Linked DNA regions of Homo sapiens: regions 2, 3 and 4 are each linked to region 1. The links are chromatin loops, found by intact Hi-C in ENCODE. Cell type or tissue: endothelial cell of umbilical vein. All regions are shown on one strand. Each heading gives the region's core, and the rest is flanking DNA. Links, peaks and the distances in the headings are about the cores only. Region 1 has its middle 130 kb from the start of ADAMTS3. Region 2 overlaps ADAMTS3 (ADAM metallopeptidase with thrombospondin type 1 motif 3). Region 3 has its middle 180 kb from the start of COX18. Region 4 overlaps ADAMTS3 (ADAM metallopeptidase with thrombospondin type 1 motif 3).

Region 1 (7,994 bases), core at 1,091-6,090:
AAGCATGAAAAACTATTCAAGCAAAATGGGCAGATATAGAAGATAGGTAAATAAAATCCAACATACATACACACACACACACACACACACACACACACACACACACACACACTAGGAATTGAAGGGGAAAAAATTGAACACAACAAATACTAAAAGTCATAAATGAAGAAGATTTTTCTGAAACAATAAAAAAAAGATTTAGAGCTATGTTGGAAATGATATACTTCATATCTGGGAATACCAACTTAAGATTATTAACACCAAAATATATTCTGCTAAAAGTACTAGACGTTTAAGAAAAGAAAAAATGTTCTTAGCTTCCAGCCAAAAAGACAAGACACCCATAAAAGTAAGAAAGTGATTATCATCATTATATTATATATATTTTTAAATTTACTTACTTTTGAGACAGGGTCTTGCTCTGTTGCCAAGGTTGGAGTGCAGTGGTGCAATCACTGCTTGCTGCAGCCTCGACTCCTTGGGCTCAAGCAGTCCTTCCACTTCCACCTCAGCCTGCCAGATGGCTAGGACTACAGGTACAAGCCAAGACAGCCAGCTAATTTTTTTTGTAGAGATGAGTTCTTGTCATATTGCCCAGCCTCAAACTCCTGGGCTCAAGCAGTCCTCCCAGTTTGGCCTCCCAAAGTGCTGGGATTACCCATCATTATGTTTCAACAGAAATTCTTTATGCTGGCAGACAATGGAGTAGTAGGTTGAGATTCTTAAGGGAAGTAAATGTGAGTAAAGCACTTTATAACAATTGAAACTGATATTCAAATATAAAGGCCAAAATCTTTTAAGAATATGCAGAAATGCAGGGAATATTATTCCCATTAATACCTCCTGAGGAATCTACTAGAGAGTAAGCTTCAGCCTAAAGGATGGTAGAAGACAGTAAATACAGTATGAAGTGGCTATGTGCTCTAACAATATAGATTTACCACAACTATGAAAAACTTGGGAGAATGGGAAAGTATATGAAAAGTAGAATGAGCTTACGGATTTTATTATAGCAAATTATTAATTACGCTAACAACATCGAGAACCAGGATTTTTGATGTGGGAGAAATAAAATTTGTATTTAAAATGAATCAAATTAGTACAAACCCTATAGCTCTGTTATGAACTGAATGTTTGTGTCCCCCTAAATTTATATATTGAAGCCCTCATCCCCAATGTGATGGTATCTGAGATGAGGCCTTTGGGAGATAATTGGGATTAGATTAGATTAGATTAGACAGTGGGGGCCTCATGGTGGGATTAATGCCGTTATAGGAAGAGGAAGACAAATAAATTCTCTCCCCAGACTTCACCCTGTTACATACTGAGGAAAGGCCATGTGAGGACATTGCAAGAAGGTGGCCAACCAGAATCTCACCCTGCTGGCACCTTGATCTCAGATTTCCAACCTCCAGAACTGTGAGAAAATAAATTTCTATTATTTAAACCATCCACTCTCTGTTATTTCATATGGCAGCCCAAGCTGACTAAGACAGCTCCAAATACAATTGGAATAATATTTGTATAAACTCATAATAATTTTATCTTTAAAAACATGTATTTCTGAGCCCTGTCTATTGATCATGGCTAGCAATGACAACTCAATAGCAAAGAGAATGCCTATTGTCCTGACAGTTGTCTCTACTATATTCCACTAAATCAACCAGGGCTTCTTGGAAAAAATGGCTGATTCTAGATCTAGGGCAGAAATACAAAACAGGAGATTAGAACATCTTGTCAATCCAGAAAATGGGGAGGCAAAAGGAGAAAAAGTCTCCTAGGATTAAATCTAAAGGATTTGAAAACCAATTTGAAGGAGCTCCCACTGGTGACAGTGGGAATAATTTGAATAGCAATAAAAATAATGGCTATAAAAATTGTACACATCAAGTAAGTTTAAAATCATGCATTCATTTTGATATTATGAAGTACCCACATTGATAACCATTGGAGGAATTTAGAAAACAAATTCAGTATTTTGAAAACAGTGAAATAAAAAGAAGCAAGCATTTATCATGTATTTCTACACAAACTAAAAGTAAATATTTAATGATGAGCATTTTCACTTTAAAGAAATATGCCAGGTCATAAGTGAAGAAGAAAAGACAGCATTATCATCCATTGGCCTCTTTTCCTCTCCCCCAACAGAAGACTTAAAGGCCAAAGGACTTTTAAAACTAATTTTTAACAAATTAGTAAAGGTCAAAGTGAGAGTAATTATTCCAAAGTAGTTCCTTAGAGTAAGAAGATGTGTCTTATAGATCAGGAGCCAAAGCACAAGTTTTCATCCCATTTATATTTTTCTGTGGTGAAAACTGTGCCATTCATTCATCAAAAGGTATTGGATGGAATTATTTGCATATGTATTAAAAAGTTGGGATATGAAGTAAAGATAAAATGGAATGCCTACTTGGAGAAATCTTCAACATTTGAAGAAGTATGTTGATATGTTTGTCTACATTTGCCTTACCTTTCACTATAGCCAAGAAACTAGGAATTTTGTTTGATTTACAAAATACAGGTTTTAGGTACTTCTATGGACTGAATATTTGTGTCCTCCCCCCAAAATTCTTAAGTGTTTATTATTAGGAGGTGGGGTGTTATTAGGTTATGTTATTTGGGAAATGATTAGGTCATGAGGATGGAACCCTGATGGGGTTAGTGTCCTTATAAAAGAGATTCCAGAGTGATTCATTGCTCCTTCAGCGATGTGAGGACACAGTGAGAAGGTGCCATCCATAAACCAGAAAATAGGACCGCACCAGACTGAATCTGTCAGCACCTTGATCTTGAATTTCCCAGCGTCCAGAACTGTGAGAAATAAATTTCTGTTGTTTAAGGTATTTTTGTTATAATAGCACAAGTGGACTAAGAGAAAAACTAATTTTTGTTGTTTTTAAATCAGAATTGAATTTATTTTGCCGTGGCTGAAACGAAAGCAACTGTATGAAAAATAGAGTAGACACTCCGTTTTAAAGGCCCATCCTCCCAGTAGGTGGAGCTATAATGCTTGTAGACTGAAATAAACAGAATCTTGACTCTGTTTCCTCTCTCTTAAATCCTGGCACAGTAATGGAACTGCTGAAGGTTAACCTAAAGATGTCTTTTTCTGATTTTTATTTGGTAAATTGTTTATCGGCCCTAACTGTGCATTAAAATTATTTAGATTGGTTTTTTTAAGTTGCAAATACTTAGGAGTATGCCTAGGAAATGGGTATTTTTTTAAAGTACTCCATTGATTCTATTTTATAGCCAGAGGAGACAACCACTGGCCCAACAGGGGAAAGAGATCATCTTCCATGGAGTAAGAATATAGAGAAGCAGTAATATGATAAAAGAAAAGCCTTTTATAACAAGCATTTATGGGTTTCAGGATTTAATCCAATAACAAAAACAATGAACAGCAAACACAATGTTTCTCATTTATAAAAATTTGGTTCTTTTTTATCTACTTTTTGGAAAATAAGAAATTTTATTTTTGTTTTTTACTGTGTAATGTCTATTTCATGTTAAGATGTGTTGAGCTTTTCAGTGATCATAAAATTTGGATAATATGTTCGTGTAGTCTCTCCACTGCTCCTCAGCCTTTTCCAATCAATTAAAGTATGCTAGAAGCAGCAAATAAATACAGTGATCTCTGGAAGCTTTCAAATACCCAGTGACAAGTGCTTTTCACTGTCTACAACAGTTACAAGTGTCATTACCAGACACAGAAATGTGATCTTACTGTAAGTGCAGAGGAGGAGCAAGGGTGGCAGCCACTTCAGAATTAGCCTCAATTTCCATTTTAATCTGTGGTTATCATGGTTATGTAGGAAGCACCCAAAATGTCATTTCCACCATGACATTGCCAGCAGACGCTTGTTTACTGTAAAACTGATAAAACTTACCTCTCTGGGCCTCTCACTTGCACAATCTTACGGCCCTAACAGGGCCCTAGAAATGTTTTTTTTTTATTATTACAAAATTGAAAAGTATAAGATATTCTCACTGCAATTGGTTAATTCCACTGACACTTTCCACTCCAGCTTTTCCTCTGTCACATTTCCCCTTTTGGTGGGTGGTGTTGGAAGAGCCACAAGCATTTTTGGGATTGGCTAAGGAAGATTTGAAGACACTTTTAGTTTGTTCTGGTGGAATTATTTACGTGGCTGGCAGTCATTTCCATGCATAGTTTAGTTAATGGTAGCAAGGTTCTATATGTTAGCAAATGGCAAAGCTAGGATTCACATCTGGCTTTGCCTACTCTATAATGTTCTTTATATTCTTGCTCTTTGCATGCTTTGTTATCCATCAGCAGACCTTTTTATGATTGTTCATCCTCAAGCTCTTGCCAGGATGTGATAGTATTTCCCTCCTCCTCTCTGACTCCAATACTTTTTTTTTTTTTTTGCCTTTTTGTCTCTCCTATCTTACCTGCACCCTGTATCTTATCCAAATTGGACTCCTCACCTTTGCTGGAACATAGCTTTGCTCATTTTCTTCCCTTGGTCATTTATACTTTACTGGTTCTTATTTTTTTTATTTGACACAAAACATTGACACTGACAATGTCATAAAACTCATATGTCACTACAAGGACAGCAATGACACATTAGTTAAGGAGTATCATAAATCTGAATAGTATTTACAGTTAATCACACACACACACACACACACACACCCTTCAAATCTTACAGCTCATATGTAAAAGAAAGATGAGAAAGGTTTTCTCAAATTTGATAGCAGTTCTAAAAATTTGCATGACATTTCCAATAACAAGTTATGAAACTGAAGGAAAATTTTTCATCAATAAAAGCCACAAATTTTTATCGACCATTCTAGAAGAAAGTTTAATTATCTTTCTATCTTTTGTATGGATGTAATTAAAAAATTGTCATCATATAAAAAGGCAGTATGAATTATTATTTTTCCTGATGTTGTAATGTTTGTGACCATGTGTCAACTTTGTAAAATTTATAATTTGTTGTAATATTGTATTCTAAATAAATATTCACTTTTGTGAAAATAATATTTTACATATTGTGTAAAATAATGTGCCCCACCCCCTTTTTTTAAGAGGACACCCTAAGTAATATAATTCTCAGGCCCCACAAAACTCAGAACTACCCCCGATTGCCAATGAAGTATTTTACTAAAAAAAAGTGTGGTGTCAAGTTAAATGTGTGCCACTGAGGGTTTGTTCTTTTATTTCACAAGCCCAAAATATCAATTACTTGCTAAGTTAATAAAAATTAGTATCTGGTAGAAAAGTCTTCTATGTTGTCTATTGTTATTTCTAAAGCCATGTATCCATATCCGCTTTTGATGTTTTCTCTCTTAAACAAAAATTACTTGCTTAGTTAATAAAAATTAGTATCTGGTAGAAAATTCTTCTATGTTGTCTATTGTTATTTCTAAAGCCATGTATCCATATCCGCTTTCGATGTTTTCTCTCTTAAACAAAAACACTATGCTGAATGTGCAGCAAGTAGGTGTGGTGTAGTTATTGCTGATGCACAGACATCATAGACATTTCAAGTAAAAGGCAGCAACCTGAGAAGTTGCAATCCACTTGAGAAGTCATGATTAATACCAACATTTTTAAATTAGTAGTTGTCTAAACAAAAATTGTATAAATGCCATGAAAATATACTTCCATTCTTACTGAAACTGCCTTTGCAAAATTATAACTGAGGAAATTATGACAGTGAAAAAAAATCAGACCTAACCGACTCCATCTTGCTTCTAACCTTTAAGCTGTGCTTGTTCATTCTTGGGCATAGGCCGAGCTAACTTTGGGAAGGAATTCAGTTCATGGTTTGACTCTGAAACAAAATTGATAACAGCCCTTTCCCAAAAAGACTCCCTTCTTGCCTGGTGACCAGTCTGCCTTTGCAGGACTAACCTATTAGCTACAAGGTTAGAAATTACAGTTTAGGGGTTATGCACCCTCTGGCTCCAAGTCTGAACCGCCCCACATTGCTTCTGGGGATAACATCACTATTGTAAAACCTAAGATTAGTGCTTGAGATATTTCGCAGACCCTGCACTGGGGGATCAGCTGACACCACCCAGACGGTTAATCTCACTCAACCAGTTCTGCCGTTTCACTCAGGAAGGGAAGACAGCAAGAAAACCTCACTTCAACCCCCTATGATTCCATCTCCAACCTGACCAATCAGCACTCCCCACTTCCCAAGCCCCTACCCACCAAATTATCTTTAAAAACTCTGATCCCCGAATGCTCGGGGAGACTGACTTGAGTAATAATAAAACTCCGGTCTCCCGCACAGCCGGCTCTGTGTGAATTACTCTTTCTCCATTGCAATTCCCCTGTCTTGATAAATCGGTTCTGTCTAGGCAGAGGGCAAGGTGAACCCACTGGGTGATTACATTACTACTCTCCCTAGACAACTGACTGACTCTTTGGATGGCTGTATACTAATAGCTAACATTATAAGAAAAAGGAAAAATCCTTACTTAAACAAAAAAATAGGACCAGGAAACAAAGGAAAGTAAAGATGAATAATTAAATATTATATATATGGGAAAACAATCTTTAAAAAATGTATGCTTTTATATAAATATATATTTATATACATTTATTACAATCTTATTGATATAAAAGGTGTTCAGCAAACCATTTAGAAATAATAGTAAAATATATGACATCACTTAAAATTTTATATAGCCAATTCATTCTCACAGAATGAGTGTTTTCTTTGATTTTTACCTAACTCCTGTTTCTGTAGCCAAACCTATGGCTGCAACTGATAAGCATGTGTAGTTTGGATATAAATGAAGTTTTCATTTATGTATGAAATGAGGAAGGCATTTGTTAGAACTTCAGTTCTTTGCCAATTATGTAATAATTTGAATACAAAGATTCATGGCCATCTTAAAAAAATAGCCAGTTAAACACCGAACTCCAGCAGATTCTGTATTTGAGAATACTATTCTTGATTATTAAAGGAAAATGTAAATTTGAGAAGTAAATGGATTTTATTTACTAGGAGCATGAAAATGTACTACAAACCTTTTCCCCCTAGTTTCCATTCTCAACCTTATTTTCTGCATCTTGGAGGCCTTCCCAGTAGATCAAATATGATACATCTCTAAATCAGGTTCTTGTGCCTCATCTTGAGCATTAAAAACAAGACAAGATTTAGAAAATAAAAATTTTAATAACAAGTACCCTGGAAGGAAGAAAGGAAGGGATTGAAGGAGAATGAGAGGGAAGAAGGAAGGAAAAAGAAAAAGATGCCAAGTGTTAGACAAGAATTCTGCGACAAGAACAGAATGCCTTAAAAAATAGTCAAGAATTGGTGACTATTTCAAAACTCTAAAGTAAACTTGGGCGTTGGAGTTGGTATCTATGACCTCATTTCAGTAGGTCAGTTCCTATGCGGAGGAGCAGAGCTGATGTCCGGATGGAAGCACCTGATTCGGTTGACAAGTTCAATCAGAGGTCCCAGGCAGTCGACCTTACGCTTCCTGTGGCCTTACAAATGCCCCACTCAAGACACCTGTCAGGCAGGCCAAACTTATTTAAAACATTTTTTAGACATGAGACATTCTCAAAGATGAGAACTAACTACTCATTTTAGCTGTCTTGATTAGACACTAATTAACCATTTTGGTTGGCAACCTTCAACTCAATTCTGCTGAACAGAGTGCTCTGAAGTAAACATTTTGTTAAAACACGTCAACAAGATAAGCCATGTCAGCAGTGACATATGCTCTATTCTATTTTCCTCTCTATCCAGGTTTTTTGTTTTTGGCTTTGTGGAGACACCAACTTGCTACTCTTGGTTCAGTGTCCTAAGTGGCAACCTAGGATCTCAGTAACATTAATGCAACTTCAAAAAATAACTCACTCCTCCAAAATCTCTTAGACTTTCAGAAGATGGTAAAATGTTCCTTCTCTGTGATGTGTAGTGGGTGTATGATGTTTTCTATATGTTTAAGAATGTGTTTCTGTGTCAACGAATATTTTAAAAGAATAAAAATTA
Region 2 (7,994 bases), core at 1,599-6,598, 410 kb before region 1:
CAAAGGGTGGTCACCATTGACTCCATCTGGTTATGCAAGCTGTCTGTATGTAATTCAGGCTAAAATGGATTTGCCTTTTCCAAAGTTACTTTCCCTCTGCAATTTATTTTTCTTTCCATATATATGAGGCACCAAAATATAACCATGCTAAAACCTTGGCAGTCTTTGGTATTCACAGTTTAAGACTGCTTTAGCTTGTCAAACTGGTGGTAAAATGAATGTCTCAAGGCAACTGGACTGAGGAATTTTGCTCAATTTTGAAGACTTCAGTGATGACTCTCTTTTGAAGACAAATATTATACTTCACAGATATAGGTACTTCTGATTACCTCCATTCCCTCCTAAGATCTCAGAATGAAAGTAAATGACAAAAATGTTATAAATCTAGAAAGACAAAGAAATTTGAGAGGAAGTCACAGCAACATAATTTTGGAACCTAGAAGACAGATGGACATATGGAAACTAACTCAGCAGATCTAAGAAGAATGAAGTCCAACTCAGCAGTACAAGGTGATGAGCAAACTGACTTGCACTGTAGAACTTTAGAAATATTTAGGGATTAGAGGCCTTAGATTCAGTGTGAGCTGTGAAAACAAGGGTGAAGCCAAGACTGAAAGCAGGATAACTAATGAAAAGTCTGTTTGGAAGCAGTTAGACCTCCTGATTCTTAACCATACAGGGTGATTTGCCCTCCTCCAACGCAGAAGACATGAGGTTTATCCTCTGTAGAATGTGAACCAGACTTAACTGGATACAATAGACATGATCAAGAGAGAAAGAAACCACAGTGAAAACAGAAGGTTACGTAAAAATCCATCTGTGAAATGGTGAGATCGCTTTAGAAACCTATACACATTTCCAGAACAGCCTTTAAACTGGCTTACACTCCCTAGGCAAGAAATTGATTCTGTTCTATGGAATCTTTTTTATAAGAAAAACACTAAATATACAATTAATTGAGGCTCTTTCAATAAAATAGCTGAGTCAGATCACCCTATAGTTGAGCCCACGAGCCACGACTGTAAGGCAAACTTCTAATCAGCCTTCTAAACACTGCATTTTTATACACGTATGAACATCCCAGGATTACCACATAGAAATCCTCTAACATAAATGATGGAGGTGGAGTGGGTGTGGAGAAGTGGAAGAAAAGAACTCAAAAGAAATTACTTAGAAACAGGAAATGAATCCTTGATATTCCAGAAGAGATAAAAGAATACATTGCATCTGTGAAATAAAAATCAAATGCCTTGAAAAAGAAATACTTGAATAGATCTCTTGAATATTAATGATATGATAGCAAAAATGAAAGGTTCGGCAAGTGCAACAATGGACAATAGGAGAGAAAATCCAAGCTACTAATGTCCCAGAAAGAAAGAACACTGAGGAACACGGGAGAATTTTTTTCAAAACAAAAAAAATACAAGAAAATCTTCCAGAGATAAAAGATATACATTTTATTTATTTAAAAGTTTGTGTCATTTGCCACAACATAGATGAAACTGGAGGAAGTTATGCTAAGTGAAATGAATCAGACACAGAAAGACAAATACCATGTGACCTTCACTTGTTTTCTAGATTCCATATGTGGAATCTATAAAAGTGGAACTCACAGAAGTGGAGACTAGAATGGTGGTGATTAGGGGCTTGGGTGAGGGTGAAGGAGTAATGGAAAGATGTTGGTCAAGGGGTACAAAGTTTCAGTTAGAAGAAACATGTTTTTGAGATCTACTGAACAGCATAGTGTCTATGGTTAATAATTATGAAACTGATATTTCAAAATTGCTAGGAGAGCAGATTTGAAATGTGTGTACCACAAAAAATGATAAGTATGTGATGTGATAGATTGGTTAATTAGCTGAGTTTAATCATTCCACAATGTATGCATACATCAAAACATTACATCGTACCCCATAAAAACATACAATTTTTATTTTTCAATTAAAAAACTCTATAAGTACACAGCACAACGATGAGTAAAAATGAGCACCAAGTCAATTTCATCACTGGGATTTCAGGACACTAGGAACAAAATGACGGTCCTACAAACTTTGAAAGACAAAGAGACCAAAACAGGTCATTGAGAAAGAACTGAGAATCAGAATGGCAACTGACTTTTCAACAGCAACACTTGAGTGTAGATAATAATAGAACAGTATTTTTGAGTCTGAGGGATGATATATTATAGTTTGGAGTAACAGTAAATCCCAGAGAAGAGAAACGTAGTAGGAATTCCAAGGAGGATGATGAAAGGAAACCCTAGGATGAAAGCTGGTAAAAAGTCCAAGCTGGAGCTGGAACACAGAGAACTCTCTGTTCTCTAAGACTCTTCCATTTCTATGGAGACTAAAGTGACAGGATACTTGGATGTTTAGTATTTTGAGGGGATTGATACTGAGAAAGAGAGTTTGGGAATGAATTAGGGAAAAGTAGTAGAAGATCAAATACATAAAATCAAAATATTCATTTATTCTGGAAGAAACGTTACAAGAAAGAAACCATAATAATCAATGCATGCTGTGTGACTCAGGTATTAAGAGAGATACATGTTAATACAAACCCTGAATATTGCGATCAGTAAAAGGTATGTTAGGTCAGTAATGGGAGTAGCAGGGAAGGAGAAAGTGTGGCCTCTGGGTGTGCATTTGCGGAGTGGTCATAAAATAATACAATCTTCAGATTTCACAGTGAAAATTCAATGTATAATGTCTAACCCACCTCCCAAAAAAAGTCAAGGAATAGAAGCAAAAACATTTGACTTAGATGGAAGCAAGTAATTACCAAATATCAAAATAAATATAACAGTTGAAAGTGGTTGTTTTTGAGGAACAAGAATGTGGTGAAAGGCACAGAACTGCAGCTTTATATAATTCCTGTGAAGTGACTTGACTATTTAAACCATGTCTATATAGAGCTTTGACTGAAAATAAAATCAAAACTAAAAAGAGCTAAAGGCAGTGAAGTCCTGATTTTGACCTCCAGATATGATAGTTAAAATAGATGCTTACAGTGGATGTGTACACTCTTGAATATTGCACATTCGTCTAATAGGTTTCGGCTTTTTGTTGGCCTCACAGAAGCTGCGATGGACCATTTTATTATCACTTTTCCTACGGCATCCATATTTAGTGTACTGGAAACCTGGAAAAGGAAATAAAGTTCTTTGGATTTAATCACTTCTTCATGCTGATAGTTACTTGATTATTCACTTACTCATTCATACATTTATTCATCCATTCAATAAATATGTATTGAGTGCATACAAACCGGCACTTCAATAGGTGCTGAAGGTCCCAAAGAACATTAAATAAACAAAAACTTTTACCTTTTCAGAGAATACGTTTGATAAATATTGCAACTGCATGCATGTTAAAGAACTAGACTCTAAATATACACAGTCTAGCATGAGAGGTAGATACGAAAACCACTGTGACAATACTTAGTGACATAGGCTTTTAGAAAACTATGTAAATAACTTACAGTAGAGGGCACCAAAGGAACACAGAGGGAAGAGATCTGTAACTTGGAGGGGAGGGGAAAGCTTAGAGGATCAGTACTTTTCTTCAGCAGAATACTGAAGTTCAAATAGTATGGGGTAATGGAAATGAAGCAGAATTATTCTCCAAGCAAAGGAAATAACGTGTGAAAAACTGCGGTTTCTTCATGTGGCTAGAGGATCATGTGTGAAGAGTGCACGAGTTAGGGAAGGATCAGATCTTGAAAGCCTTCAGTGTCTAACAAGTTTCTGGACATTATCCTGAAGGTTATAGGGAGTTACTGAGGGTCTCTCAAACATCAACTTTTATATTTGTAATTATGTATATAAATTTGAAAAAATTCAAACCTATCCAAAAGTTGTAAGAAAAAACAATATTTGTATACCTTGCATCTAGATTGATCTTTTGTGACTATGTCACATTTGCTATATTTCTTTATATATGTGTATGTGTGTAAATATACATATAATTTTGCTGAACCATTTGAAAGTTGAGGACATCCTGATCCTTCACTCCTAAATACTTCAGCACAGATTTCAGAAGTACATTCTCTTATATAACTATAATATAATTCTTAAAATCAGGACATTTAACATAGACATAGTGCTATTATCTAACATACAGACCTATTCAAAAATGTTCAGTTGTCCCTATCATGTTATTTATGGCAATCCTTTTCCAGTCAAGGATCATATGTTGCGTTTAACTGTTATGTCTCCAGCCTCCATCAATCAGAAATAATTACTGAACCTCTTTTTGTCTTACGGCATTTACTAGTTTTGAAATTTAAAAACTATTTGTTTTATAAAATGTTCCGAAATTTGGGCCTGTTTAACTGTGTTCTAATGATGAGATTCAAGGGATTCATTTTTAGAAAGAATGCTACATAAAGTGATGTTGTGTCTTCAGGGCAACATGTTAGAAGACTGAAGGATTTTAATCTGGGAAATAATATAATTTTACCATTCATTCATGCATGCATTCAAGAAAAATTACCCTGTAAATTAAGGAAGAGAAGAACATCAATATTAGTTGACTAGTTAAAAGGCTATTGCAATAATCGTCCCTCCCAAAGTGGTGACTGGAGTCTGGTGAAGAAGGAATAGATGTGGTAGATATGAAGAAGGTATATCTGACAAATATTATGACCAAGTAAATGTTGAGAGTACAGCAGAAGGGAGGGTCCAAATTAAATAAGCATCTTGTAATGGATAAAGAGATGTCATTTAAAATACTTAACTATTGTATTCTTCCCTCAAGAAAACACTTTAGAAATACAGCCTTGAACTTAAAATTATAAAATAAATAATTTACACAAGCACTGCCTAATACAAATTTTGTTCTCAATTATTTGCTGTCATTTTTGTAACAGCCTCTTGCCTTCTCCTGCCCATGGTGGGAAATTGGTAATGGAGCACTTGTTTAGAACTAGAGGAATGGATGATGGGAGAAATTGAGAGACATTAAATCCAGCTTAATGGACTCTGGAGAGGGAACGGAGGCAGCACAGTGCAGTGAGTGAGAGCATGTGTTCAGAAGCCAGGTTATCTGGGTTTGAATCCTATGGGCTCTGGGCAATTATCTTCTGTGTGCTTCAGTTTTGCTACCACTTTAACAGAGATAACAACAGTACCAACTGCGTAGGGCCATTGTGAGTATTCATGCATTGATATATAAAGCATTTAGAACAGTATCTGGTTTCAAATACATAGCATAGTCAGTTACACAGTCATGTAACCAATAGCTCTTTTGTTATTAACTCTGGTAGAAATGCAGAGAGATACAGAAAGCAAAAGTAGGTAAGAAGAAAGATGAGGACCAGAGTACACTGAATTTGGGAGAGTTTTGGAGTTTGGGAAGAATAAAGTGATTAAGGGTACCACTACAGTAAATGCAAGACAAAGGACCTGAGAGAAAAGGGCAAGAGGATTTTAAGGTCTGTCACTGTTATGAAAGGAATCCTATGATTTGGTGATTCTGAGATTTCAGTAAAAATGTTTTGTATTGATGTTTTGATGGTTATGTTTGGTGTTTCTCAGATTGTGGCCTCGATTAGAGACAGCAATAAAGGTAGAAGCAAGATTGGTTTTTATATGCATTACATTTTAATATAATAAATGTGTTCAATGGTTACCTCCACCACAGGGTTTGGAACACTGAGACCAGCTCTTCAAAGCCCACTCAAAAGTATCTAATTCTTCCTGGATGACATTGTTGCTGTTGATTGTAGGTACAGAGTCTTCATGGATGATGTACTTATATGTCAGGCTAGAGCGGGTATCATTTTCTTGAGGTATAATCTAACATACACATGAAATCAATATGTAAATCACCTGAGGGTTTTAAATTTTGAGTGTAAAATTACAAATATTTCAGAATATTGCTCTTATTAAAACTGAAAACTTTCAAATAGTTTCAAAAATTATAATGTTTTTATTTCTATAAACCATAGTGCAAATGTGCCCTGTTTAAGAAAAAGATGAAGTATCTATAAAACTTTTAACATAAAAGTGTTAAAAAATACATACACTGAGGAGTAAGAGTTTGTATTATAAAAATAATAACTTTATAAGGTTCACTGTAGGTTTCCTTAAATTATATCATCTCCTTTTTAAAGGATTTTAACTTTTAAGTGTAAAGAATTATAATTAAAATTAAAGGATTAAAATTTTTAAATTAAAATTTTTAAATTTTTAAATTTTTTGAATTTTTAAATTTAAAAATTTTGGTGCATTTTAAAATTGTCTTCAACGGAAATTGTTGTGTTGTGATGATAAAGATAGTAATGTTCCCTCCAGAAAATATATACATTATGGAAAAATAGAAAGAAAACGAAAAATCATAATTCTACCTAACTAGAGAAAACCAGTCACTTTTATTATTGTGATAGTCCCTCAAGATATTTGCATTCTGTGTGTGTGTGTGTGTGTGTGTGTGTGTGTGTGTGTGTGTGTGTGTACAGACATATTTACTTTCCTGGCTTTGTTTATTTCATGTAACATGCACATTTCTCAAAATATTCTTTGAAAACATGCTTTTGGAGTGTGGAATGATGGTCATTGGAGACTCAGAGGGGTCAGAGGGAATGGAAGGAGGGCTGAATGATGGGAACTTGCTTGGTGGGTACAATGTGCATTGCTCCAGTGATGGATGCACTGAAGGCCCTGACTTTACCACAATGCAAGATATCAATGTAGCTAAATTGCACTTGTACAAAAAAAAGTTAAAAAAAGAAAATATACTTTTAAATGTCAGCATAGTCTGTAATCCTAAAATTGTTATGTATTATTGTTAATAAGTGTGTGGTAACTCTTCAATATTTGTTTTCATTAGAAATTTTCCCAACCTTTGTGGGGATTTCTGGCGTTTCTTAGTAGACTGAAGGGAACAAACACTTTTTATAATTCTAGTTCTTCTGATAGACTGGTGAATGGTCCTCCGGAACAGTTAGAACAATTGTTACTTTAATAATGAGAGTGTATGAAAGTGGCCATTTGACACTACATGTTACATAATTTTCACCTTTATTAATTGGATGGGAAAAATATCATGATTTTAGTTGTTATTTATTTGATAACTAATAAAGTTTAATTTTCCTAAGTTTATTACTCACATATTTTAAACACTGTACATTGCATGACTGTCCTGGTTTTTATTGGAACTGTACACATTTTTTCTCTCCTAATCTGTGCACTAAAGATATGAATTCCTTTTTGTAATATGAGTTGCAAATATTTTCTCAGTTTGTCTCTTGCCTTTTAATTTTGTTCAGGGCAAAGCTGCCTTTAAAAAAATTGATTTTCATGTAGCTTTCATAGGATTTTACTGATTATGCAAAGAGAGAAATGTGCAATTCATTGGTATTCCAAACTAAATTTTTAGAACTACCTTTTGTTTGAGAAATGAGGTGATACTAAAATCAGTGGGGGTAGAGGATCTGGTTATCTGGCTTTTATTCTCTTTTTTCTGTCTTTTTTTTTAAAACAGCATTAAAAATCAAGCACCATTCGAACAACCCTTACACTCTAGCCAGATATCTAATTCTCTTTGCCCCAGACAGCCTAGCCACCATGTTCCAGGACTCAGAATGGAAAAGCAATGTCATAATGATAGAACATTGCTTGTCTACACCCTCATCTCCTAGCTACAAATCTCCCTCTTGTACCTCCAGCCCACACCACTTGCTGTGGTCAGATTATAATCAGTGGGCAAGTCTTGAAGCATCTATCATGATGGTTAAGCATCAGGTCTCTAAAGCCAGATACTCATGTTGCTAGAAAAGAATACAATGTAATTATATCAGCATGAAATACAGCTTCTGGCCTCCAATCATTCATATTTAAAATAAGCTAAATAAAACTTTGATTAACATATATTTTATTATGGAACAGGATGAGAGTCTAGAATAGACCCACATAAATGTGGATAATTAATTTTGACACAATTGAAAGGCATTTTAATAAAGGACAGACTTCTAACAAATAGTGCTAAAACAAC
Region 3 (7,994 bases), core at 1,801-6,800, 180 kb after region 1:
GTGTGAATTTGATCCTGTCATTATGATGTTAGCTGGTTCTTTTGCTCATTAGTTGATGCAGTTTCTTCCTAGCATTGATGGTCTTTACAATTTGGCATGTTTTTGCAGTGGCTGGTACCAGTTGTTCCTTTCCATGTTTAGTGCTTCCTTCAGGAGGTCTCGCAGGGCAGGCCTGGTGGTGACAAAATCTCTCAGCATTTGCTTGTCTGTAAAGGATTTTATTTCTCCTTCACTTATGAAGCTTTGTTTGGTTAGATATAAAATTCTGGGTTGCAAATTCTTTTCTTTAAAAATGTTGAATATTGGCCCCCACTCTCTTCTTGCTTGTAGAGTTTCTGCTGAGAGATTCGCTGTTAGTCTGATGGGCCTCCCTTTGTGGGTAACCCAACCTTTCTCTCTGGCTGCCGCTAACATTTTTTCCTTCATTTCAACATTGGTGTATCTGATAATTATGTGTCTTGGAGTTGCTCTTCTCAAGGAGTATCTTTGCGGTGGGTTCTCTGAATTTCCTGAATTTGAATGTTGACCTGCCTTGCTAGGTTGGGGAAGTTCTCCTGGATAATATCCTGCAGAGTGTTTTCCAACTTGGTTCCATTCTCCCTGTCACTTTCAGGTAAACCAATGATGCGTAGATTTGGTCTTTTCACATAGTCCCATATTTCTTGGAGGCTTTGTTTGTTTCTTTTTACTCTTTTTTCTCTAAACTTCTCTTCTCACTTCATTTCATTCATTTGATCTTCAATCACTGATACCCTTTCTTCCAGTTGATTGAATCAGGTACTGAAGCTTGTGTATGCATCACGTAGTTCTTGTGCCATGGTTTTCAGCTCCATCAGGTCATTTAAGGACTTCTCTACACTAGTTATTCTAGTTAGCCATTCCTCTAATCTTTTTTCAAGGTTTTTAGCTTCTTTGTGATGGGTTCGAACACCTCCTTTAGCTCAGAGAAGTTTGATCATCTGACTCCTTCTTCTCTCAACTCATCATTCAGCTTTGTTCCATTGCTGGCAAGGAGCTGCATTCCTTTGGAGGGGGAGAGACGGTCTGATTTTTAGAATTTTCAGCTTTTCTGCTCTGCTTTTTCCCCATTTTGTGGTTTTATCTACCTTTGGTCTTTGATGATGGTGATGTACAGATGGGGTTTTGGTGTGGATGTCCTTTCTGTTTGTTAGTTTTCCTTCTAACAGTCAGGACCCTCAGCTGCAGGTCTATTGGAGTTTGCTGGAGGTCTCCTCCTGACCCTGTTTGCCTGGGTATCAGCAGCAGAGGCTGCAGAACAGTGAATACTGCTGAAAAGCAAATGTTGCTGCCTGATCATTCCTTTGAAAGCTTCATCTCAGAGGGGTACCCGGCCATGTGAGGTGTCAGTCTGCCCCTACTGGGGGGCACATCCCAGTTAGGCTACTCGGGGGTCAAGGACCCATTTGAGGAGGCAGTCTGACCATTCTCAGATATCAAACTCCATGCTGGGAGAACCACTACTCTCTTCAAAGCTGTCAGACAGGGACATTTAAGTCTGCAGAGGTTTCTGCTGCCTTTTGTTCGGCTTTGCCCTGCCCCTAGAGGTGGAGTCTACAGAGGCAGGCAGGCCTCCTTGAGCTGAGGTGTGCGCCACCCAGCTCGAGCTTCCCAGCCACTTTGTTTACCTACTCAAGCCTCAACAATGGTGGGCAACCCTCCCCCAGCCTCGCTGCAGCCTTGCAGTTTGATCTCAGACTGCTGTGCTAGCAATGAGCGATGCTCCATGGGTGTGGGACCCTCCAAGCCAGGCATGGGATATAATCTCCTGGTGTGCCGTTTGCTAAGACCATTGGAAAAGCACAGTATTAGGGTGGGAGCATCCCGATTTTCCAGGTACTTTCTGTCATGGCTTCCCTTGGCTAGGAAAGGGAATTCCCTGACCCCTTGTGCTTTCCAGGTGAGGTGATGCCCTGCCCTGCTTCAGCTTACAGTCCATGGGCTGCATCCACTATCCAACAAGCCCCAGTGAGATGAACCCGGTACCTCAGTTGGCAATGCAGAAATCACCCGTCTTCTGCATCACTCACGCTGGGAGCTATAGACTGGAGCTGTTCCTATTCAGCCATCTTGGAACCACCAGATTTTTCAAATAAGCACGAGTAATAGTATTTACAAAAGAATAGTTTGAAAACACTCATGACTTAATTTCTAGTGAAATAAATGCCAATAATAAAGAGAACAAATGCCACAGAATTTCTGGAGATGATGTATTATCAAGCTTTGTGATTGATAATCTATATACTTTTGAAGAAGAGCATGTTCTAGGTTTTGAAGATTATAAAACCTTTATTGTTTGCTGTTTGTTACATAGTGTGATCTTCTTGAACACAGATTTCCATTAGAATTCTTCTATTTTCCTGTTTGAACTGCTTACTAGTACTCAATAAAATAGCTTAATTGCCATGGTCCAAATTCTGTGTCCTCCTAAAATTCATATGTTGAAATATAATCCCTAATATTAGTATTAGGAGGTGGGGTCTTTCAGAGTTAATGGGATTAGTACCCTTCTGAAAGAGATGCTGAAGCTCTAGCTCACTCCTTCTACCAGGTGAGGATACAACTATGAACCAGAAAGGGGGCTCTTACCACACACCAAATCTGCTGATATCTCGATCTTGGACTTTTCAGCCTCCAGAACTGTGAGAAATAAATTTTTATTGTTTATAAGCTACCCAGTTTATAGTAGTTTGTTTTAGCAGGCCAAATTGACTAAACATTAATATATCTTGGAATATTTGCTTTTTGTATATGCGTGTGAATGACATTGTAATTCCTTCAAAATTATTTTTTTGCTTTATGTATTAAACCAGTTATTTCATCAAATGACTTATTTTCATATACTTTTGCTACTTGTATAGAAATTCATGTAAACATATTTTACTTTGCTATTTAATTTGTACCAATGTTTACTGATATATTTTCTCACCTGCATGTTCTATGTAGACTTTTCCACATTTCTTTTATCTAGTGGATAGCTTTTCCGTCAACAAAATTAATTAAAATACAGTGCCAATATGTGCTCTATGTTTAGTAAAGGACTCAATTTACCAGTAAATTTGTTACATTTTTTGCCTGTTATGTATCACTATGAATATATTTCTCTTAGTTATTTAATTTTATATATTTATATAATTTATTGAAAATTGCCATATACTCAGAATTCATGACTTCCCACTGGATTTTGGTATACTGTACAATGTAGTTCATAACCAATAGGCCACACCAAAAGAACATAGAAGCCAGTATGAAGGGCTCCTCTTAGCCAAAGATGGAACAATCAGAGCATCAAAAATTTTTTGAATGCAGTGGACTGAAACATATCAACTGTGTAGAAACGCATATAAAAGAGAGAAAGCATTTCCTCTCACTCCCTAGATCAAAAACCTATTGGTTACCATTGAAAGTAACTAGAAAACCAACTCCTCCTTCTAAAGATTCGTTTTTAAAATAAAATATTAAGCATCAATTTTGCCAGTATCTGATTTTCCTATATTTCCGGGTAGCTAAATAGACCTAAATGATAAGATAATTCCAACTAATAAATGTACAAGGAATGGTGGCATTAGAAAAATCAACATTTTGGAATTCCAAATGAAACATTTGAGCCAGAAAAACAGTGTCAGTAGATGACACCATTAGATGAAAGTATTCATGAGGAATTTTACAACAGAGGCATCAGGTTGTCACCACCTGAACACACTGATCAATCTTAGCATCATAAAAGTGGGGCCAGATGTTGTATGCTTCCTGCTGTGATACAGCATGAAGCAGCCAGTTCTACCTTTGAAGTATTCTTACCAAAAAAGTTGAACACATATCTATTAAAGCCTCCAGAGCTTACTTCCAGTCAAATGTAATGCATTTAACGTATATGAAGCAAATATGGCAAAATATTGGTAATTATTGAATCTGGGTGAAATGTAGAGTGTGATTCAATAAACTATTCTTTCTAGTTTTGTGTATGTTTGAAAACTGCATAATTAAAAATAACACTCACACATAATTAGGATGCATCTTATATTCCTGTATATCTTAAATTCCAAAAATACTGCCCCTTTGTGGTATGAAGAGGTTATGCAGATGTTAAAACATTTTAAGAGATGTGGCTTATGCTAAGGATGTCACCCTCATTTTAATCATAATCATCACAAACTGACAGACAAACTAAGGCTAAGAAAGGTGTTAATTAATTTACTTAAGATCACAGACAAGAATATGGCAAAGATGAAATTCATGTTCAGCACTTACACCACAAAGATTATATTTTTAACTCTAAACAAGGGGTAGTAGGTGTTCCATTCCCCACAACCCAATATTCCCCACAAACCAAGAGTTTATGGCAAGTTTGTTTAACATATATTATGATGAACTGATCCATAGTTTCAAGAAAGAAAACCACGTAATCTCAGCATCTGAATCCCACCCTAATGTTTAGAGAATTCTCCTTATTCTCCATATGAGTTTTGGAGGCAGGAAAAACCTACCTGCCACTATTGTAATTAAAAACGCAGGTATTTACTTTCCCAATCTCCTCTGAGCTTGCATCTGAACTATGCCCTACATTCTAGCAGATAACACGCTTGCCCCAGATGTTGAATTGAGTGCAGAATACACCAAAGAAGAGAGGAACACGAAGAATTTTTCAGCAGTGGTTTTTGCAGCAAGATTGAGTGTCCTGGGCTCCAAGTGACTGAATATCCAATGTTCAATGCCAGTGGCATTCACTGTGTGAACTGCAGCAGAGGCTCATAGAGGACAGATTTGCAAGATGGTATTTGATTATGCTGTCTGCATAGCCTCCACACTGGTTCTCCAAACCTCTTGGTGATTATGTGACTTACCCAATACCCATTTAATAAATTCCTTTTCTGCCCAAACAGACAGAATAAATTCCTTGCAACTAAACACATTAGCTGATTTACCAGTTAAGAATCAATTTAGATCCTAAAGTCAAACAAAGCATACATCAAAATAAATGCCAAGTGAATTAATATATTGTTTTTAAATGATATGTTTAAAATTAAGAAAACTTAGATGAATATCTGATCTCTGAATAGAGAAGGTCTTTGTGGATTTAAAGTAAATAGTTTTTTACATGGACCAGTAATTCTATAACTTAAAGACTAATATGATAATATGTTTAAAGAAATATTTGCAACATTTTTGGCACAGTTTTACTATTTTATAGGTGTATAATGTTTTACAGGTTAATAAACCACTAATCAGTAAAATGGCAAAGAATGTGAATACAAAATTTACAAAAAGGAAAATATGAGCCAATATACATCTGGGAAACCAGTGCAGGCTCAACAATGAAAAAAAGCCCACAAGTAATCCAGAATTCTCATTTATTTATTTAATAAATACCACGTATTTTCTAAGTGCCATTTCAGGTAATAATAGTACATCAATGAACAAAGGTAAGCCAATGATTTTGATCTGCTCTTATCTCAAACCTCTTCTAGATTTGTCATTAGTTCTCATAATAGCCAGTTATATTTTTCACTTTTTTTTTCTCTTCCCTGAAATCTGGTGAAAAGAGTTCACAATCAGGAAAGTACTTAAAATGCAGAGTATGAGAAATGAGTAATTATGCATAATAATTCACAAAGTGGACAAACATATGGGAATAGTCAAGTGAAATTTATCAAACTAATGAGTAAGTGAGCAATGGTCAGGAAATGAAAAAATTAGTTACTCCTAAATATAAATAAAAAAATAAGTCATTTTCTAGGAAAAATGAGACAGGCATGCTATTTTGATAAATGTCCGTGACTTACTCAGGCTCTAAAATTATTCAGAGGAAATTGTGGTATGAGACAAAAACTCAAATATTCCTCTCCACAGCCTTACAAACTCGGCATTTGATCCCATGTATCACCTCCAAAGGGGAAATTTATACTGTAAATAAAATTGCTCCTTGATCATTGGTTTTCATTTCTAAAACTACAAATTTATTTTTAACTTGGTGTGATGGATCAACCACTTAGGAAAGGTCAACTTTGTCTTCATGACTGTGAGATGTTATGTATGGGGGTAGATTTTCAGAAAGCTACAGGGCATAGGTGATACATAGTTCATTGCACCACTCTACGATTCCTGGGATGCCTGTGATGTTCACTCCATCCAAGCATTTGTTTTTAAGAGTTTGTGATATTCTGGGCTCATCTTTAAAAAGTAATAATTAGATGAAAAGAGTAATTAAAATGTGTTGAATTATAGAGAATTAAATATTAAAGTGTGTGGGGGAGATTGGGGATATGTTTAGTCAAAGGATACAAAATTTCAGTCAGGAGGAATAAGTTCAAGAGATCTACTGTACAGCATGGTGACTATAGTTAATAACAATGTGTTGTATTCTTGAGAATTACCAGGAGTAGATGTTAAGTGTCTAACCACAAAAAAAGTGTGTGAGGTAATGGATATGTTAAATAGTTCAATTTAGCTATTTCAAAATATGTGTGTGTATCATATTGTATACCACAAATATATACAATTTTTATTTTTCAATTTAAAAAATAAAAACATAGCTTAAAAGATAAATTATATGGCCCTTGTCCTCAAAGAACTTAGAGTCTACTAAGAAAGATAGATAATTCGACATATTCTTTTTTTTTTTTTTTTTTTTTTGAGACGGAGTCTCGCTCTGTCGCCCAAGCTGGAGTGCAGTGGCGCAAACTCCGCTCACTGCAAGCTCCGCCTCCCAGGTTCACGCCATTCTCCTGCCTCAGCCTCCAGAGTAGCTGGGACCATGGGCGCCTGCCACTACGCCCAGCTATTTTTTTGTATTTTTAGTAGAGACGAAGGGGTTTCACCATGTTAGCCAGGATGGTCTCGGTCTTCTGACCTCATGATCCACCCGCCTCGGCCTCCCAAAGTGCTGGGATTACAGGCGTGAGCCACCGCGCCCGGCCAATTCAACATATTCTTAAAATAACTGTACTACCACTTATAAGGGACATCAGTATAAGCTGATTGAATAGGTGGAATGGTTTGTCTGTATGGCTAAGATAATCAGAGTTTATTTCTTACATAAACCATTTAAAAGTGCATCATAACTTACTTAATGAGTTAGCCCTAATTCTTTACATGAACAATCTAATTTGTAATGGAGTTAGAGTGCTAACTATTAAATGTGAGATTGAGAAATAAAGATCAGGTTTTGAATGTACATATTATATACATATTTAAATATTTTTGAGAAGATAATAAAAATATTTATCTAAATCTTCAAAAAAATTAGCAATTATCTAGTGCAAATCTCTACCCACTGGAGCCATTGACACTTTCTCCCCCAAATACCAACTTATTTTAATTTAAGTTGGATTTAGGTTTAGCATCATCACCTTCCATAGGAAGCCTGAGCATAAACTTGGTTTAAAGCAGTAAAGATTGCATGATTCTATGGGTGTTCCCTTTGCTCACACAATAGAGAAAAATGTCAAAATATTTTGAATTTGAAAAAGTGTATTAATTCTAAAACCACATGAATTTCCATCTAAAGTAAATAATTTTTATTGACATTTTCAAGATTAAAAAACATTAAAATAGAATTCTAAAATATTTAAATGACATGTTCATAAATTAATGTTAGACTATTATATAGGTTTTTAATTAAACTTTAAGTTCTATGATACATGTGCAGAATGTGCAGGTTTGTTACATGGGTATCCATGTGCCATGGTGGTTTGCTGCACCCATCAACCCGTCATCTAAGTTTTAAGCCCTGCATGCATTAGGCACTTGTCCCAGTGCTCTCCCTCCCCTTGCCCCCCACCCCCTGACAGGCCCCAGTGTGTGATGTTCCCCTCCCTGTGTCCATGTGCTCTCACTGTTCAACTCCCACTTATGAGTGAGAACATGTGGTGTTTTGTTTTCTGTTCCTATGTTAGTTTGCTGAGAATGATGGTTTCCAGCTTCATCCATGTCCCTGCAAAGGACATGAACTCATCCTTTTTTTTTTTAATGGCTGC
Region 4 (7,994 bases), core at 1,105-6,104, 200 kb before region 1:
AAATGCTACTAATTTTTATACATTGATTTTGTATCCTGAAACTTCATTGAAATCATTTGTCAGTACCAGCAGCTTTTTGACAGAGTCTTTAGGGTTTTTTTAGCTCTAGAATCATATCATGAGCAAAGAGAGATAATTTGACTCCTTCTCCTATTTGGATATCTTATTTCTTTCTCTTGCCTGATTTATCTGATAAGGACTCCCAGTACTATGTTGAATAGGAGTGGTGAGAGTTAGCTTCCTGTTCCTGTTCTCAAGGGGAATGCTTCCAGTTCTTGACTGCTTAGTATCGTTGTCTCCTATGGGTTGGTCATAGACAGTTATTAAAATTTTGAAGTATATTTCTTTAATGCTTAATTTCCTGAGGGTTTTTTTATCATACTGGGATGTTATCAATTTTATCAACAGCTCTTTCCACATCTATTGAGATGATCGTATGATTTTCTTTCTAATTCTGTTTATATGGTGAATCACCTTTTTTGATTTGTGTTTGTTGAACAAACCTCGCATCCCAGCAATGAAGCCTACTTGATCATGGTGCATTCACTTTTTGATGTGCTGCTGGATTTAGTTTGCTAGTATTTCCTTTTCAAGATTTTTGCATCTATGTTTAACAGAGATATTGGCCTATAGTTTTGTTTCTTTGTTATGTCTTTGCCAGGTTTTGGTATCAGGGTAATGCTGGCTTTATAGAATGAGTTAGGGAGGAGTTCCTCCTCCTCAATTTTTTGGAGTAGTTACAGTATGATTAGTGCCAGGTCTTTTTTGTACATCTTGTAGAATTTGGCTGTGAATCCATCTGGTCTGGGGCTTCTTTTTGGTGGTAAGTTTTTTATTGCTGATTGAATATTGGAACTTGATACCATTCTGTTCAAGGTTTCAATTTCTTCCTGATTCAATCTTGGAAGGTTGCGTGTTTCCAGGAATTTATTCATTTCCTCTAGATTTTCTAGTTTGTGTGTACATAGGTGTTCATAATAGTCTCTGAGAATCATTTGTATTCCTGTGGAATCAGTTGTAGTCACCTTTGCCATTTTTTATTGTGCTTATTTGGACTTTCTTGTTTTCACAGTTAATCTAAAGAGCAATCTATCAATCTTGTTTATTCTTTCAAACGCCTACTTCTGGTTGCTTTGATTCTTTGTGTGGATATTTGGGTCTCAATTTCATTCAGTTCTTTTCTGACTTAAGTGATTCCTGCTAGCTTTGGGATTTGTTTGTTCTTATTTTTCTAGTTCCCCTAAGTTCAATGTTAGATCATTAATTTGAGATCTTGCTAACTTCTTTTTATTATTATTACACTCTAAGTTCTGGGGTACATGTGCAGAACATGCAGTTTTGTTACATAGGTATACACTTGCCATTGAGGTTTGCTGCACCCATCAACCCATCACCTACATTAGGTACTCCTCCTAACGTTATCCCTCCCCTAGCCCGCCACCCACTGACAGGCTCTGGTGTGTGATGTTCCCCTCGGTAAGTGTTTGGCACTATAAACTTTCCTCTTAACACTACTTATGCTGTATCCTAGATATTTTTGGTATGTTGTGTCTCTATTTTCATTTATTTGAAAGGTTTTTTTTGTTTCTTTTGTTTTTGTTTTCTTGATGGAGTCTCACTCTGTTGCCCAGGCTAGAGTACAGTGTTGCAATCTCAGCTCACTGCAACCTTTCCCTCCCAGGTTCAAGCGATTCTCTGCCTCAGCCTCCCAAGTAGCTGGGATTACAGGTGCCCACCACCACGCTTGGCTAATTTTTTGTATTTTACTAGAGATGGGGTTTCACCATCTTGGCCAGGCTGGTCTTGAACTCCTGACCTTGTGATCCACCCACCTCAGCCTCCCAAAGTGCTGGGATTATAGCCGTGAGACACCACTCCCAGCCTTGACAGTATTTGTTTATTTCTGCCTTAATTTTATTGTTTACACAAAATTCATTCAAAAGCAAGTTGTTTAATTTCCATGTAACTTTGTGGTTTTGAGAGATTTTCTTGGTAATGATTTCTATTTTTATTCCACTGTGGTCTGAGATTATAGTTGGTATGACTTCAGTGTTTTTATTTTATTGAGACTGCTTTATGGCCAAGCATGTGGTCTATCTTGGAGTATTTTCCATGTGCAATTGAGAATATACATTCTATGGTTGATGGGTAAAGTATTCAGTAGATGTCTATCAGCTCCAATTGGTCAAGTGTTGAATTTAAGTCCAGAATTTCTTTGTTAGCTTTCTGCCTCAATGAGCTTTCTAAGGCTGTCAGTCAGTTGTTGAAATCCCTCAGTATTATTGTGTGACTGTCTACATTTCCTAACAGGTCTAGAAGTACTTTATGAATACAGGTCCTCCAATGTTGGATGTGTATATATTTAAGACTGTTAAGTCTTCTTGTTGAATTTAACCCTTTATCATTATGTAATATCCTTCTTTGTCCTTTTTTACTGTTGTTGGTTTAATGTCTGTTTCATCTAATATAAGAATACTTATCCCTGCTCTTTGTTGTGTTCTTTGTGCATAATAGATTTTTCTCCAACCCTTTATTTTGATATTATGGATGTCATTATGTGTGAGATAGGTCTCTTGAAGACAGCAGATGGATGGGTCTTGCTTTTTTATCCAAGTTGCCACTCTGCCATTTAAGTGGGATGTTTAGAACATTTACATTTTAATATTGATATGTGAGGTTTTGATGCTATCATGAAGTTGTTGACTGGTTGCTTTGTAGTTTCTACTGTTTGGTTGCTTTATTGGGTCTGTGGGCTATGTACATAAGTGTCTTTTTGTGGTAGCAGGTATTGTTTTATCATTTTCAAGATTTATTGTAAAGTTGGTCTAGTGGTAAATTCCCTTGGTACTTGCTTGTCTGAAAAAATATTTTATTTCTCTTTCATTTATAAAGCTTAGTTTGGTGAAATATGAAATTCTTGATTGGACTTCCTTGTCTTTAAGAAGGCCGAAAATAGGCCCTGATCTCTTCTGGCTCGTAAGGTTTCTGCTGAGACCACTGTTAGCCCAATAGAGTTCCTTTTGTACATGATCTGACCTTTTACTCTGGTTACATTTAATTTTTTTTCTTTAGCACTGGATTTGGACAGTCTGGTGACCATATGCCTTAGGGATGTTAGTTTTGTATAGTATTTCATAGGTGTTCTCTGGATTTCTTATACTTGGATATCTACCTCTCTAGGAAGGTTAGAAAAATTTTCTTAAATTTTTCATTCAAATATCTTTTACAGGTTGTTTTCTTTCTCTACCTCCTCTCAGAAACACCAATAATTTGTATGTTTGTATGCTTTACAAGATCCCATATTTCTCAAATGTTTTGTTCATTTATTTTAATTCTTTTTCTTTATTGTTAACTCACTGGATTAGTTCAAAAACCCAGTTTTCAATCTCTGAAAGTCCTTCTTCTTGGTAAAGCTACTTATAAAGTTTTCAATCATATTTTGAAATTTCTTAGGTGAGGTTTTCAATTCCAGAAGCTCTAATTGATTTCTTTTTAAGATGTTTATCTCTCCCTTCATTTCCCATATTGCTTTAGAAGATTTCTTTGTGTTGATTTTCAACCTTGACTTGGATCTTGTTGAGCTTCCTTGCAATCCACGTTTTACATTCTTTATCTGTCATTTGTGAGTTTCCATTTTGATTATGGACCATTGCTGGAGAGTTAGTGAGACCCTTTGGTGGTGTCACTACATTCGGATTTTTCATGGTGTCAGAATTCTTGTGCTAGTTCCTTATCATTTGGAGATGCTGGCAATTCTAATTTTTATAGTTATTTTCATGTGGGTAGGATTTTTTCTTTTTCTCTATAATACTGTTGTTTTGTTTCTTCTTTCCCTGTCTCTTTACCCTCTTCCCTAGAGTGTGTGACTGAAGAAAATGATGGGTAAGGTCTTTTGTCTTTGACCCTATAGCACTATGCACTTCTGTTGGTAGATTTTTTTACTGGGGTATGCAATTTGACCTATAAGTCAGTAGATGGCGCTTATGGGTAAGAGCCGGCTATGGCCAATAAGGCAGGGTATATGCTTGATCCTTGTTTACTGGTAAAAGCTGTCTGTTGCCCCAGGGAATGGGCTGACTCCTGGAAAGCACAGCAGTCCAAGCTCCCTCCTCAGCCCTGGAAGGAGACGGTAGAGGGGAAGGGCAAGATGGACAAATACACCTACAGGTCCCCTGATGGCAGGCACATGCACAAGTGCTAAGAGACAGTCCAGTGGGCAGCCACCAAGTACCCAGAGGTATAGGTAGGCATGAAACTGGGAAACCTCCTTAGCCCTGAGTTCCCTGCCTGGAGATGGCAGGGGGCAGCCTAGACTTCTAATCCTGGAAAGTGGACACTCCAGATGGCTGTAGGTCTGCCTGGGCATGGAGCAGAGAGGACCATCCTGCACCAGGATCTCTCTGCATAGGAAGTGTGAAGCAGCTCAGGCTGCTGTTCCAGGTGAGCAGGTGCTCCAAATGCTTGGAAATCTGCCTGGGTGTGGAGTGGAGATGGTGTCCCTGCACCAACATCTCTGAACAAAAAGAGTGGGGCAATTATGCCTGCAGAACCAGGCAAATGAGGGCTTCCAATGCATGGAGATCTGCCTGAGCATGAGGCAGAGAGGGCACCCCCATACCCAGATCTCTGCACAGAAAGATGCGGTGACTCAGGCTGTTAGTCTATGCTAGCAGTTGCTCCTAATTCTTGGAGATCTGCTTATGTATAGAGCAAAGAGGGCTCCACTGCACTACGATCTATGCACAGGAAAAGTGGGGTGGCTTAGGCTGCTGATCAAGGTGAAGGGATGCTCAAAAAGCCTGGAGATCTGCCTGGCTCTGGAACAGAGAAGACCCTGCTGCACAAAAATCTCAGGGGAACAGGCTGGGGCACCCAGCAATGGCACATGCAGACCAGATCCAGGTTGTCAAGCTGGCCCTGGCTGCAGGTCTCATCATTCAGAAGAACTGTGATTGGGGGAGGGCACAATTCCAGTGCCAACTGTTGAGGCACTTTCCAAAGTTCTGGCTGTGGTGACCCCTACCCTGCTCCAAAGCAAGCAGTTCAATTGCTGGCCCAAGACTAAAATGCCTACATGTCCATCATGCCAGCTCACCACAGAATGGCTGATTTTATATGAACTCAGGTTAAAAATTGTGTGCTGTTCTCAGTCCCACATCTAGGGAAATGCTTGCAGCTCTTTCTGGTATCTTTCCCTCACAGCATCTCTAAGCCTCTCCCTAAGTTACCTCCAGGACCTGGGAGAAACAGAGCGTTCTTCCTTGACCTGGGTTGCTCACATACCCAGTGGAAAAGTGTGTCACAGAGGGAGGTTCTCTGCTTCTCTCACATACTGGGGCTTCACTCACTTTTATCAGCCAGTCTCTGTCATGTGGCTGTTTGCCCACATTTTCCCCCACCAGGATCTGGGATGTCCTTCATGATTCCAGTGGATTCCCATTTTTCTTCCTGAATTAAAGTTCACAGAGTTGGTCTTTATGCACTATCTTGCTATTTCCAAGTGCCTGAAGCACACTAAAAGCCTCTAATCCACCTTCTTCTAAATTTTTTCTTTGAGGGGAGAAAAGAAGACTGTAGTGTACCACTCCATATATCAACAAGAATAGTGAATGAAGGAAAAAGTGGCAGAGATTATCTAAATGCAGTATATAAAATATGTATGTGTGAATGTGTATATCTGCATATATAAGTGTGTATAAATATAGTTTGAGACCACTCAGGCCTATTTTTTATTTTTACTTTTTAAAAAAGAACTACAAAGCACCATCACTGTCTGTGGCAGGTCCATTATATATGCCTGCCCAGCTTCCCTTCCTCTTCTTGTGACAACCACACCTTATGCCTCTTTCGGAGGGCAACCCCTGCTGAGTCTCAGCAGCTCTGATGAGCTGTTAGTTACTGTGCCTTGGTAACTCAATCCAAGATTGTACAATCAGAATCTGACTCCTGAGAATTTAAATCTAGATAAGGGCCATACGAAATAGCTGGAACCTAACCATTCCAATTTCCCAGGAACTATGTTTTGATTGTGAGTCCTCTCACTATCCCAGTTCTTGCTCTTGAAGCTTGGTTGCTTAAGTTTGCCTTCAATTTCTGTTAATTACCTAATATGTTTCTAGTATATTTCATTATTTCATGATGTTATCCAGATAGCATTTCTCTTGCCAGCAACCAAAAAACTCCAACTGATAAGAGAGACACATTTTGAGAACACACCTTGTTTCGGTACACTATTTGTAGGGCACTGTTTCTCAATGAGCATTTAAAGCACTATAAAAATCCCACCACTGCATCCATGAAACCCTTTCAGATTGTCATAAAATCAAGAGCCACTCTTGTGTTTATCCTGTTAGCCTAACAAAACCCTCCACAGGCTATCTGTCTATTTTCTAACTAAAGGTTTGAAATCTCCTGTTATGAATATCCAGTACACAGTCAAATGTCCTTTTTTGACTTGCATATTTAACGCCTTATTGCCTGTTTACTGCTTTACATTTATGCTGATTTATTAAGTCACATATGCCTCTATTAACATCAAGTATGTCATTTTTACCTTAGAATATATGCAAGTAAAATGCATAATAACATGGACTGTGCAAAATTATCATTCACCATAACAATAATATGCATAGTTACATGCACAATTCAAAACCACATCTCTGAAGGGCAATAAACAAACACATGCACATTGTAAAATATTCATAAGTCATTAAAGTAAAACATAGAAGTCCCCCTAAACACACATTTCCACTGACCCTGCAAATCTCCTCTCTATAAATTACAGCTAACAGTTGGGGTGTTACATTTGTCTCAGTACCTCAGCAATGACTCACTCATAGCAATAGTTCTTTAGAGGCCTATAAGCAGACTGAATGGAAGAGTTAAAATGGGTTAGTGGTTAAAATCTCCCACCAATAACCTAAAAAATTGAGAGTTATTTTTATCTTACTTTTCTAAGATATTTTTCAAGGTAATTGGAGAAAACAATGAGTATGGTCATATTTTACATTAGGAAGATGAGTCAAAAAAGGATTTAAATGAGTTTCTGATTTAAATACGTTTCATTTCCTTAATAAGTTTTTCCAAGAAAAAGAAGAGTTAGAGAAAAGAATTTGAATTTTCGAAGGAATGTTTTTACAAATATCATCTGGCTGATTCAATCATAAACAAGAGTAATTTCATAATACCAATATTGAATCAGTCATAGCTATTCATTATTACATTCTATAAGAATTTCTTAGGAGGAATACTATTTTGGCATAATTTGAGTTAACAAAAAATACGTACTGTATAATTTTTTTACCAAGTTAAATATGAGCCAAGACTTGATCTACACTATAGACCAAATGGATCTAATAAATATTTACAGAACATTTCATCCAAGAGCTGTAGAATACACATTCTTTTACTATGCCCATGGATAGACCATATGTTAGGTCAAAAAGCAAGTTTTAAACATTCAAAAAAATTGAAATAATATCAAGCATCTTCTCTAACCACAATGGAATAAAACTAGAAATTAATAACAAGTGGAATTCTAGAAATTATACAAATACATAGAAACTAAACAATATGCTCCTGAATGACCAGTGGGTCAATAAAGAAATTGAGAAGGAAATTGAAAAATTTCTTGAAACAAATGATAATGGAAACATGACGTATTAAAACCTTTGAGATACACAAAAGCAGAACTAAGAGGGAAATTTATAGCTATAAGTGTCTACATCAAAAAAGAGAAAAAATTTTAAATAAACAATCTAATGATGCATCTTAAAGAACTAGAAATGCAAGAGCAAAGCAAACCCAAAATTAGTAGAAGAAAAAAAAAATAAAGGTCGGACCAGAAATAAATGAAATTGAAATTTAAAAGAAAAAATACAAAAGATCAACGAAACAAAAAATTGGGTTTTTGAAAAGTCAAACAAAATGAATGAATCTTTAGCCAAACTAAGAAGAGAGGAGATCCAAATAAATAAAATCAGAAATGAAAAACA

The links. Hi-C counts contacts between places; a loop is a spot of excess contacts. Peaks named below come from ENCODE experiments on the same cell type or tissue, not always from the same donor. Only the 100,000 strongest peaks of a DNase experiment are listed, where the experiment ranks them.
Region 2: a loop joins it to region 1, with 6 times the contacts of the local background. A loop is called at or near these places in 10 of 110 quality-filtered maps.
Region 3: it touches region 1 in a loop (4-fold over the local background); 7 of 110 quality-filtered maps call a loop at or near these places.
Region 4: a loop joins it to region 1, with 7 times the contacts of the local background. A loop is called at or near these places in 19 of 110 quality-filtered maps.

The regions. Positions count from the first base shown.
Region 1 is chr4:72,699,417-72,707,410 of GRCh38, forward strand. No RefSeq gene overlaps it. Among named protein-coding and RNA genes, the nearest start is that of ADAMTS3, 130 kb to the left of the region's middle. In endothelial cell of umbilical vein, for the core only: a CTCF peak has its summit at 2,981 (motif pointing right); a DNase peak (open chromatin) is centred at 2,995; H3K4me3 peaks cover 299 bases; H3K27ac peaks cover 209 bases.
Region 2 is chr4:72,292,646-72,300,639 of GRCh38, forward strand. ADAMTS3 (ADAM metallopeptidase with thrombospondin type 1 motif 3) reads right to left here. Exons shown (of 22, transcript NM_014243.3): 18 at 5,632-5,797; 19 at 3,009-3,141. Among named protein-coding and RNA genes, the nearest start is that of NPFFR2, 260 kb to the left of the region's middle. In endothelial cell of umbilical vein, for the core only: a CTCF peak has its summit at 3,499 (motif pointing right); a DNase peak (open chromatin) is centred at 3,496.
Region 3 is chr4:72,882,772-72,890,765 of GRCh38, forward strand. No RefSeq gene overlaps it. Among named protein-coding and RNA genes, the nearest start is that of COX18, 180 kb to the right of the region's middle. In endothelial cell of umbilical vein, for the core only: a CTCF peak has its summit at 4,093; no DNase peak of the experiment used is centred there.
Region 4 is chr4:72,501,438-72,509,431 of GRCh38, forward strand. All of the region lies in intron 3 of ADAMTS3 (ADAM metallopeptidase with thrombospondin type 1 motif 3), which reads right to left. Among named protein-coding and RNA genes, the nearest start is that of ADAMTS3, 64 kb to the right of the region's middle. RefSeq lists an enhancer at 3,915-4,209. In endothelial cell of umbilical vein, for the core only: a CTCF peak has its summit at 3,968 (motif pointing right); a DNase peak (open chromatin) is centred at 4,014; H3K27me3 peaks cover 348 bases.